Linked DNA regions of Mus musculus: region 1 is linked to region 2. Evidence: chromatin loops called from intact Hi-C (ENCODE). Cell type or tissue: heart. All regions are shown on one strand. Each heading gives the region's core, and the rest is flanking DNA. Links, peaks and the distances in the headings are about the cores only.

The links. A loop is a pair of places that touch in the nucleus more often than their neighbours do. Peaks named below come from ENCODE experiments on the same cell type or tissue, not always from the same donor. Only the 100,000 strongest peaks of a DNase experiment are listed, where the experiment ranks them.
Region 1: a loop joins it to region 2, with 4 times the contacts of the local background. A loop is called at or near these places in 8 of 42 quality-filtered maps.

What each region holds. Positions count from the first base shown.
Region 1 is chr8:119,410,209-119,415,585 of GRCm38, forward strand. It overlaps Mlycd (malonyl-CoA decarboxylase), which reads left to right. Exons shown (of 5, transcript NM_019966.3): 5 at 1-894. The coding sequence ends at 313. It overlaps Gm32006 (a long non-coding RNA gene), which reads right to left. Exons shown (of 4, transcript XR_001778664.2): 4 at 4,896-5,377. Among named protein-coding and RNA genes, the nearest start is that of Gm46053, 5.4 kb to the left of the region's middle. In heart, for the core only: CTCF peaks have their summits at 1,944 and 2,645 (motif pointing right); a DNase peak (open chromatin) is centred at 2,653; H3K4me3 peaks cover 439 bases; H3K27ac peaks cover 504 bases; H3K27me3 peaks cover 248 bases.
Region 2 is chr8:119,673,975-119,679,351 of GRCm38, forward strand. It overlaps Wfdc1 (WAP four-disulfide core domain 1), which reads left to right. Exons shown (of 7, transcript NM_023395.2): 2 at 5,294-5,377. Among named protein-coding and RNA genes, the nearest start is that of Gm32352, 5.7 kb to the left of the region's middle. In heart, for the core only: CTCF peaks have their summits at 207 (motif pointing right), 2,644 (motif pointing left), 2,893 and 4,792 (motif pointing left); DNase peaks (open chromatin) are centred at 2,617 and 4,537; H3K4me3 peaks cover 603 bases.

The DNA.
Region 1 (5,377 bases), core at 270-5,269, 260 kb before region 2:
GACGCAGGCGCTGCAGGGGCCACTAATGAGGCTGTGTGCCTGGTACCTGTACGGTGAGAAGCACCGAGGCTACGCCCTCAACCCAGTGGCCAACTTCCATCTGCAGAATGGGGCTGTGATGTGGCGTATCAACTGGATGGCTGACAGCAGCCTCAAAGGCCTCACCAGCTCATGCGGCCTCATGGTCAACTACCGCTACTACCTGGAGGAGACAGGCCCCAACAGTATCTCCTACCTGGGCTCCAAGAACATCAAAGCTTCCGAGCAGATCCTCAGCCTGGTAGCCCAGTTCCAGAACAACAGCAAACTCTAGGGACAGCCTTCCCAAAGCTTGGGCCCCTTCTTAGAAAGGAGGCTGTGTTCTGATGGGCCAGGCTTACTTACCACAGAATCCTTTTCAGGGAGGCCACAGCGGTGCTGTCCTCTGACCTCAGCAGGCACTCAGGAGGCCACACCTTGGCTGTCACTGTGGTGGCCCACTCACTGCTAGGAGGCGGTGGCGGACTGGGTGCTGGGGTTCCGGGGATCCCACTGTGCTGCTCCCCCACAGCCTGTGCCTTCAGAAAGCTCTACAGATGCCACCACAGGCCACCCAGGACACAGCCCAGAGCACAGACCTTTTGGAGTATGAAGAGCTGACAGTCATGTTCTCTCTATTTGGGAGAGGACTAAGATCTGTACTGTGGCTAATACCGCAGCTTAAAGCTCAGACTAGAGAGAGTTTGTGCCGTGCACAGGGTGTGTTTGGCACCTCAGGGATGCTGCTGCTGCTTGAGGCCAGAGTTGGCTTACAGGGTTTAAATGAGATCCCAGTTCATAATGAACTGAACGGTAAAGAACAGATTTGTTCTGTAAGCATTAAACATGATTGTTCACTGTACACCTTTAAGTCTACTTCACTGTGTACTTTTCTTCAAGATTAGCGTCCCAGCAAGGCTCAGCTCTGCTCTGATGTGTTTGTGGTGTCATGTTCCCCAGCCAGCCCACCAGGGACAGTGGATGAAATCATAGGTGCAGGATAAAGAGCAGGGGAGAGGTGGATGTGGCTGTGTGTGGTTATGTATGTGTGTGTGTATATATGTGTGTGTGGCTGTGTGTGTGGCTATGTGTGTATGTATATGTGGCAGTGTGTGTCTCCGCATGTCCACACAGCTGTGAGAAGGGCTTGGCTACACTTGGGTTGCATTGGCAGGTATGCTTGTGACCTGGAGCACATGTAGTAAGTATATCCGTGTGTGCATCCACATTTGTACACGCACATCTGTGAGCATATCACACATCAGCAGGAACAGTGCTACTCTCGGTTGGACATGCTTGTCCCCTGTCTTTCCTGATAGCATCTTCTAGAACTTCCCAGGGTGGCCTCCCTAGGTTGACTGGACTCTATGATCCCAGGCTCAACCCTGGCCTAGGTAGAAATGTCAACAGAAAACAGCTTTCACCTCAAAGGCGAGAATTAAAGACTGTTTATACTTGAGCCAGATGTGTCTATGGCCCAAGGGACATGGCCTCAGGTTGCCCTGAATACACCACCGCCCTGAAAGTGTTCGTATGTGAATTTATTATAGAGCTAAGTCATAAAGCAACTTGCCAAACACACTCCAGCAATGCAGGAAACCTGATGAGAGTGGTCCGGGTGCTGAAACCATTCTTGCCTTCTTGATCAGTGGGAACTGGTAGTTATAAAGCATTTAGGGCAAGACAACAACTCCAGGCACCGAGGTTATCAGAACCTGCGTCTAGGACCTACCTAATAGAATCTGCTCCCACACATTGTCCCCTGACCTCCACATATGTGTCAGAGCACACACACAAATAAAAAATGAAAATGTAATGATATTTCTTAATACATGTTAAAGGTTTGGATAGTCACAAGGTTACTAGGTCAAACCTAGGAACTGCATTGAACATGCTGCAGTCAGATTAAAGGCAAGGACGGTTTGCCTCTGATCTGCGATGTTCCAGCTTTCCACAGTCAGGAGGTGCTGTTGCTCCGCATTGTTAAGTCTTTAGCACTGTGTGGCTATCTTGGTTTAGCTTCAGCTTACAGAAACACTCAGCCAAAGAGCAGGCCCTGCTGCAGCGGGCCCTTGGGAGCAGCTGGGAGTGGGGCATCTTCTCTGCATCTGCTCTGCAGGGCACCCTCATGCTGCCTAACTACTGTCTGCATCAGCTTGCTGACCACCCTTCACAGTGTGTCCCTCGAGCCCTTCCACCGTGTCCTCAACCTGCCGCCAGCCCTCCAGTCACTGCCCAAACCTCAGCTTCCCTTTGGTGTGTATTCTTCCGACCTGTTCACATCCCACCATGGCCCTAACCTTAACCTTGGAGGGCCCCGGGTGGAGCTCTGGTCCTTACTGAGACCTGTCACAGGAAGCTCTTGCTGATTCTAAAGCACTTCTCAGTAATCACACTTCCCTTCTTGGTCACTGGGCCACTTCCCACATCTGCAGACATTTTGTGGTGGAAAATGTCCACTTCCATCCTGAGTGATGTTCCTGGCGTGCCCCCCACCCCAGGGCTTTAGGGGATCTAAATGAAATGAGGGTTGGTGGGAAGACGGGGATGGAATGAACACAGCCCCTGTGGTAGACAGCTCTGGCCCCTTCCCAGGCTACCTGATCATAGTAGGTGCTGTCCTCCTCACCGCCACCAGGTGGCACTGCTGCGACTCGAGTGCCTTCTCCAAAGGGTGCGTAGGAGTGGGGTTTGGTTAGGAGCTTCTCCCTCGCCGGCGAAAACCATCTACCCAGACCCACATCGGCCCACACAGACCAACTCCAGGTTTCCAGAACACTGAGCTAGTGAGAGGCACAGAGCTGGAGAGGGATTCGGAGCTGGGGAGGGCGTGGAGCTCACAGGGACCGCAGAACTGTGGAAGAACAGAAACTAGGGGTTCATAGAGCTAGGGATACAGAGCTGGGGACATGGAGCTGCCACTCTCCCTCCTCCCAAAGCTCCTTGGCTCTCCCAGCGCTGGTCGGCTTTCCCAACAGTGGCTCTCTACGGGTTCAGAGGGTCCCTCCCCTCTCCCTTCCGTGGATCTCATTCAGGTTGACTGAACTGATGTTCAGGCCTGATCCAGGATCACAGACCCAAATCCAAACGCACTGGTGGCCAGGTGCCTGGCATCAGCCTTGGGTAGTCACTGTTAGAGTTTTCACATCACCTCTGAGCGTAAGGATTAAGTATTTCATGTCCTTGAATGTAATCCAAGACTGAAAACCAGGTGACTGAAAGCAATGGTATTAATAAGTTCTTGTTGCTTTTTCTCTCAGAAAAGGGTGAGGGGATAGAAAATTTGGCTCCATGGCTAAAGTGCCTGCCATGTAGACATGTGGACCTGAATTTGGACCCCCATGGCCCACATAAAAGTGAGGCCTGATGACACACACCTATAACCCTAGCACTGGGCAGGCAGAGACCCCAGGATTCCCTGTAGCTCACCAGTCAGCTGCCTATCCAGTCAGTAAGTTCAGAGAGACCTCAGAAGATAAGGTGGAGGGACAGTGAAAGATGCTCGTCAGCTTCTGGCCGCCACATGCACACATGATGTGTCACTGCACAGCTACAAGGGCAGCGTGAGTACACGCATTAGAAAACATACGAAGCATCGCACCAAGGTTGGCCAAGCCTGAGCAGCTCCCGCATTTTACAGTTTGTGAAACAAAGGCTAAAGCCAAGGTCGTGCTGCTGCCAACCGAGGCAGACCCCCGAGTGCTTCTGAGCAGGAGGCTTGGAGTGAATCCTAGGCTGGCTCAAGAGGAAATACACCTATGGCCAGCAGGACCCTTGGCAGAAGCCCAGAAGATACAGAGCAGAGCAGGGTGTCCCAGCTGTGTGCCTATGCTTTATCTCAGCCAGAGCTCACTGGCCTCCAAGGAGCCTTTGGACAAAGCCATGTCCACTATCTGTGAATCTTGCAACCTGTGGATATACGTCACAGTGCAGCCCAGGTTTGCAGCTTTGTGGTTTTAAGGGAGAGAGACTAGAATGTATTTTATTTGAATTCTGCCGTGGGTCCTGTTGCATTAATTTTCCAGGGAATCTTTTGTTTTGTTTTGTTTTGTTTTGAATAGATCAGGAGCAAGACTTTTCAGAGCGATTCATATCTTCCATTTGCTTCCGTGATTGGTGTGCTTTGTCCTTTATGTATTTTTCCATCTATGCATGTGTGGGGACACTCAGATGCCATGGCATTTGTGAGGTCAGAGGACAACTTGCAGAAGTCACTTGTCTCCTTCTATGTGGCTCCCAGGGATAGAAACCAGGCGGCGAGCCTCGGCTGAGCCATCCTGTGAGCCCTGATCTGCTTGCTTGCTGCCTACCCTTCTATGCACATTTTCCAGCACATCCTAGCTGGGCCATGACCTCACCTACAGGAGAAATTTGTAGGAAGAAACATTACTTTTAACCTATTTAATGTCAGTTAGCCAGCGACAGGCTTCTATCAACTTGCGGTCAGTGTTCTTGAACGGTTTAACCTTGCTCTTTGAAATGTCCAATAGCTTTTGTGATAGAAAGAGCCCGTCTTTCCTGTGCTAGCCTTCCAATAAAATAGAGCTCAGATGCAGCTGGTCCTTCAATAACATCTAGAGCAGATGTTCATGTATTCCACATGAGATCTATCTATCTTGTATGCATACAAGAGCAGAGGTCATCCAGCTTAATATTCTTATCCTATGCGTGGTGTGAAACCTAGAGCTGCGTGGGCTGGATAGCCAAAGTAGTACTTGGTGTGGGGGTGAATGGGTTGTCTTCATCTTGATCTTCCCCAGGGAAGAACTAGTGAGAGGTCGTAACGGATACGTATTCAGGGGGAGAGCACACACACACAGGCTACTGAACAGTGTGCTCCTTAGATAGCAGGATTCAGATGAAGAAGAAAGCCAGTCTCATAAGAAAGCCATTTTTTTCCTAACCTCTAGATGAGAAAATCAGTGTCTTCTGCCATTAGAAAACGATGACAGCTTTTAAAAGGGTTTTAATGATAGTTTTAGTTACCAGGAGAGGATGCAGACAGAGCACAGGGGTAGCAGTCAGATCGGAGGACACCTGTGGAAGTCAGTTCAGGCCATCGGGTAGGTGAACTGTCTTCACCCACAGGGCCGGCTCACCAGCCTGTGCTCTGATGTCCCCCCAGGCCGGAGAGGACCAGACAGAATCCATCCACATCCAGCCTCACGGAGCACTGAGCTTGATGCTCTTCCTCTTGGGAGCACAGACGTGGAGTTACAGGAGACGGGGTGATCTGAGCGTTTATAGCACCCGAAGGACCACCGCAGCTCGGCACCACCTGGGTCCCCATCCCTCTTTCTTAGGCAGTACTTGGGCTGGTGCCTCGTGCCTCTCTGAGTTCTGTTGGCTCTGTTGTGAA
Region 2 (5,377 bases), core at 67-5,066:
CAGGCTGGCCTCGAACTCAGAAATCCGCCTGCCTCTGCCTCCCAAGTGCTGGGATTAAAGGCGTGCGCCACCACTGCCTGGCTTTCTTTTCTTTTTTAAGATGTTGTTTGTTTTTGTGTCTATGGATGTTTTGCCTATATGCATGCCTGTGCACCACATGCATGCAGTGCCTATAGAAGCCAGTAGAGGGCATCAGTTCCCCTGCAACTGGAGTCCCAAACACGTGTGAGCCACCACGTGGGTGCTGGGAGTTGAACCCTGGTCCGCTGTCAGAGCAGCTAGTACTCTAACCATGGAGCCATCTCACCGTCCCTGCAGGCTTCTTAGCATCACACCACAGCTCACAGTGTTGGGAGCGCCCAGCCAATGACTCCCTGTGAGTGATGTGTGTGGGAGAGGCAGGGAGGAATGAGGGAGTGGATGTGTTTGACTGCATGTTACAGAGATGGGAAGGGAGGCCCCGGAAGCTGCAGAGCCAGGCACAATAGAGGCAGCAGTGATCAGTACTGACTGGAGTGGAGCACTGTGGGTCCTGGCATGGGCACCCCACCCGCAAGGCTTTACCATAACCACAGCAACTATGGCTGTTTGCAGGGGAAGAAGACAGAGGTTCAAATTTCCCTATAGAATCAATCCCACTGACCCAAGGTTCAACCCTATACTGGTCTGATTCTTAAACCTGAGCCCTTAATCTCAACTCTGCCTTGACCTGTCTCTCTTGAGTCTGCTTAAAGGTAGACTTTGCTCCTTGGTTCAAGTACCAAGGATATGCAAAGCATCAAGTGGAGGGGACAGCCTGGGTGAAGGGCAGGGCTGATGTGTGTCATAGATATCGGTGGCATCATGGCAGCCTCTGGAATACGGTGGCTCTGGAATATGGGCTGGCCCTGTCTTGTCTATAGAGTGTGGGGTCACACAGAAACAGATAGACACACAAACATACACACAGACATATAGGCAGATACAGGCCCACATATACATACACAGATGCATGCACACACAGACACACATGTGCACACACATGCACATGTACATCTATCAGGGAAAAGGCTGGATGGGGCACTGTGTGTGGGTAGAGAGTACACAAGTGACCAGCTAGGCAGGTGGTAGATGGCTGGCAGGGGACAACAAGGGCATGAGGGTAGGTGCACAAGGAAGACAGGAGGGGAGAAGGGAGGGGGAGGGGCTGAGGGAGCCAGTCCTAGCCTGGCCCTTGGGGCTGCCAAGCCTTTTAACCTGAGCTGGGAAGGGCTGCAGGGTACACCCTGTGTTTCTTTGAGTTTCTCAGATCTCAGGAAGCACCCTTTGTTGAGAGTGTTTCTAAGCGTCCTTTTGCAGGACACAGAGTGCTCTTCAAAACCCTTTAACCGGGGCCCCTGAGATCCCAGTCACCAGTAACGATTTCTTGTCAAGAAGGGGTCTAAGGTGCCTATCTGCTGTCTCCATCCTGAGAAACAGCCTTGCGTTCCCACGGGACAGCAGTGGCCCATCTACAACTGATTTCTCCACAGACCCTGCCTCACTAGGGCTGTCCGTGACCAACTGATGGGACAGGAGGGCCAGAGAGGTCAGAGAGGAGGGTCCTGCTGACCCCTGGGCACCACGGTGTCTGCCCATGGAGCCTACTGTGGAGAAAGCCTGACCCTACCCGGTGGCTCTCAGTCACCCTCTGAAGGGGGCCTGGCATGGCTGTCACGGTGGATCAGGATTAGGGCTGCTGAGGCTGAACAAGACACAGTTCACTTAATCCCCTAGATGCTGAATGTGGAGCAGAGTGTGAGGGGTGACGTCCCATGCTAGCAGTTTCCAAGCAACTGGGGACAGCATATGGATGTGGGAAACAACATTAGGATGCTAAAGACTGAAGACTAAGGGGGTCAGAAGCCCCGCACAGGTCTCCCTCGAGTCTCTGAGGGGAGTGCTAACCTCGGGCCTTCCTCTCTGTATCCACCAAGAGTTACTTAGCAATATCTTCTTCCTCTTATCGTTCATTTCTTTATTCCCGTTATGTGTTTCTGGGAGAAATGCATGTATGTATGCATGTATGTATGTATGTATGTATGTTTGTATGTTTATGGATAGACTATACATAGATGGGGGGGTGGGTGTGTGTATGCGTGTGAGAATAGATGTATGGGTGCCTGGTGGGGACAGAGTTGTTTATAAGTGCATGCAAAGTGCAAGTGTGGGTGCAGGTGTGGGCGTATGTATGGACGCCGGAGGACAAGCTCGGGTATGCCTGGGGCTCTGTTCACCTTGTCTTTTGAGACAGGGAACTCACAAAGTAAGCGAGGCAGGCTTGTCTCTGCCTCCCCAGTACCAGGAACATAAGCACTTCTCAATGGGGCTGGACTTTTTTTTTTTAAGGGTACTGGGACTTGAACTCAGGTTCAAGGCAAGCTCTTTCCTAACGGAGCCCCCTACTTTTCACAAATTGAACGAGCAATCTGTGCAAGCAAGAAGAGACAGGTTCTCTGGGTGAAGCGGGCTGGAGGCGAGAGCCTTCCAACTACACCTGCACCCCAGCTCTTGGACAGGAAACAGAAAGCTACTGACTGCTCTGATAACAACTCTGAAAAAGCCTGAGCGGGACTTATTCCCTGTGACCAGACGCCCTCTGCAGGACATCAGCAGTAGTGCATGGCTACAGGGCAGAGCTGGCTCCTACTCAAGCATTCTGGAGGAGACAGCTCAGTAGACTGTGGATGGGCCAGAGTGAAGCAGAGCTCGCCCAAACAGCTAAAGCACCGTTAATGTTGACTATGGACGTCTGATGCTAACAACCCCCCCTTTTTCTTTAAATAAGCTAAGATGTTTGGCACCAGGGTCTTTGTACCACCCCCAGGTCTTGTTAGACCCTCCCCAGGGCTAAACCTCTCTCATGCAGCTCAGCTGCTTTGAACATTCCACAGATCCCATGATGAAGGTGCACAGCGTCCACAGCTGCTTGCTGCCGGAGCACAGTTCTGGCTCCAGCAAGCACTGTCTCAGCCAGAGCCGTTTTGAACAGCTTGCTTGGCCATCACAAGCCTCAGGGAAGTCCAGTTGTGATTTCAGCTAGGAAGGAAGCACCTGGGAGGTGAGAGAGGACCATGAGCTCAAGATTATTCCTAACGCCACAGCAAGTTCAAGGCCGGCGGGATGCATGAAACCCTGTATATAAAAATGAACTGGGAAAGATCATAAATCTATTTCCAAGTGTGGAGCAGTGTTGCTATCTTGACACATGGCCTTCCCATCTTCATCCCTCCCCAAACATGATGCACATACACACATACACTAAACACGTATGTTCTGATTAATATGTATATACATAGTCAAGACCTGACTGCCTAAGTCACTGTGTGTGTGTGTGTGTGTGTGTGTGTTTGTGTTATGAGACAGGATTTCTCTGTGTAGCTTTGGCTGTCCCAGAACTCACTCTGTAAACCAGGCTGGCCTTGAACTCACAGATCTGCCAGCAAGCCTCCTGAGTGCTGGGATTAAAGGCGTGCAATATATATATATATATGTATATACACACACACATATACATATATGTGTGTGTGTTTGTGCGTGCATGCACGTGCATGGGTATCTTGCTTGTATATCTGCACATGCTGGCACTCACAGAGGTGAAAAGATGGACTCATATCCTTTGGAACTAGAGTTACAGATGGCTGTGAGCTGCCAGGAGGATGCTGGGAACTGTGCTCTTAACCCCTGGGCCATCTCTCCAGCTCCGTGTCACTCCTTGCAGGTAGATAGTCAGATTTTTAAAAAACATTTACTTTTGGGCGTAATAACACACACACACATGTGGAGATGAGAGGAACTGTGTCAGGATCTCTGTCTACCGTGTGGGTCAAACTAATCATAGGCTAGGCAGCCAGCACCTTTACCCTCGAATCCATCTTTTTTTTTTTTTAATTTTCTTCTTTTTTAAAATTAATTAATTAATTTTATATATGTGAGTACACTGTCGCTGTCTTCAGACACACCAGAAGAGGGCATCAAATCCCATTCCAGATGGTTGTGAGCCACCGTGTAGCTGCTGGGAATTGAACTCAGCACCTCTGGAAGAGCAGCAGGTTCTCTTAAACGCTGAGCCATCTCTGCAGTCCCCCACCAGCTGTCTTAGTTAAGGTCACTACTGCTGCGATGAAATACCGTGACCAAAGCCACTTGGAGAGGAAAGGGTTTATTTTGCACACAGTTCCATACAAGGAACGGTTCATCATCCAAAACAGCGAGGGCAGGAACCTGGAGGCAGGAGCTGCTGCAGAGGCCACGGAGGGGTGCTGCTTACAGGATTGCTTTACTCTTAGAATCCAGGACCTCCAGTGCAGGGATGGCACCGCCCACATTGGGCGGGGCCCTCTTCCATCAATCACTAGTTAAGAAAACACTCTACGGAGCTGGCCCACAGCACAGCCCGATCTGGTGGAGGCATTCCCTTAACCAAGGTTTCCTCTCTTCAGGTTACTATATTTTATGTCAAGTCAGATATATACGTGCCCAGTACACCAGCTCTGTCAGTCTGGTGTTTGCCACATCACTTGAAGGAAACATGACAGTGTCCGAGGGTTCAGTCCATAGTTGGCTGGCTCCGTGGCCATGGGCCTTGGCAAGGCAGAACATCCTGGCAGTGGGAATGTGAAGTCGGACAAGGTTGCTTACGTCATGTCAGTGAGGACGCTGGGGACAGGAAGGGACCGAGTATCTCCTTCACAGGCATAGGTGGGCCCATGACGTACTCCCTCCAACAACACCCTCCCCCCTAAAGTTTCCGCCACCCTCCCTGAACAGCGCCACCTTCTGGCCATCAAGTGTTCTACTTGTGAGATGTATCCAAGATGGTGTAAACACGTTCTCTTGTGTATGATGTATGAATTCTCAGAGATCCCGATACATGGATGTACCATAAACAAAACTATGTTCCTATAGAAATGTACACGTACATGTATCTGCATGTTTGTTTACATGTATATACATGTATATGCAGATATATGAAGACAGATGAGAGCTGTCTCATAGCGGGTCATACTTTGCATGCAGACTGCTGTCCAGGCACACACTCCAAAACTGCCTTCCTTCTATAGCTCGCTCCTCCCTCCCTCCCTCCCTCCCTCCCTCCCTCCCTCCCTCCCTCCCTTCCTCTCTCCCTCCCTCTTGAAGCCATCTCTTTGAGGACTCGCAGAGAAAGAGCAAGTCAAACCCAGACCTTCCCCACTCTTTGCCTAGATAACTGTTTTCCCAGGGAGGAGGCTCAGGCTGAAAGCCTAGGTCAACGCCCTTTCACTATGTTCCACAGGCTGAAGAGGTTGCAGCGACAGGCTCCCGGCAGCCCCATGCAGACCGCTGCCCACCACCGCCAAGGACACTGCCCCCGGGTGCC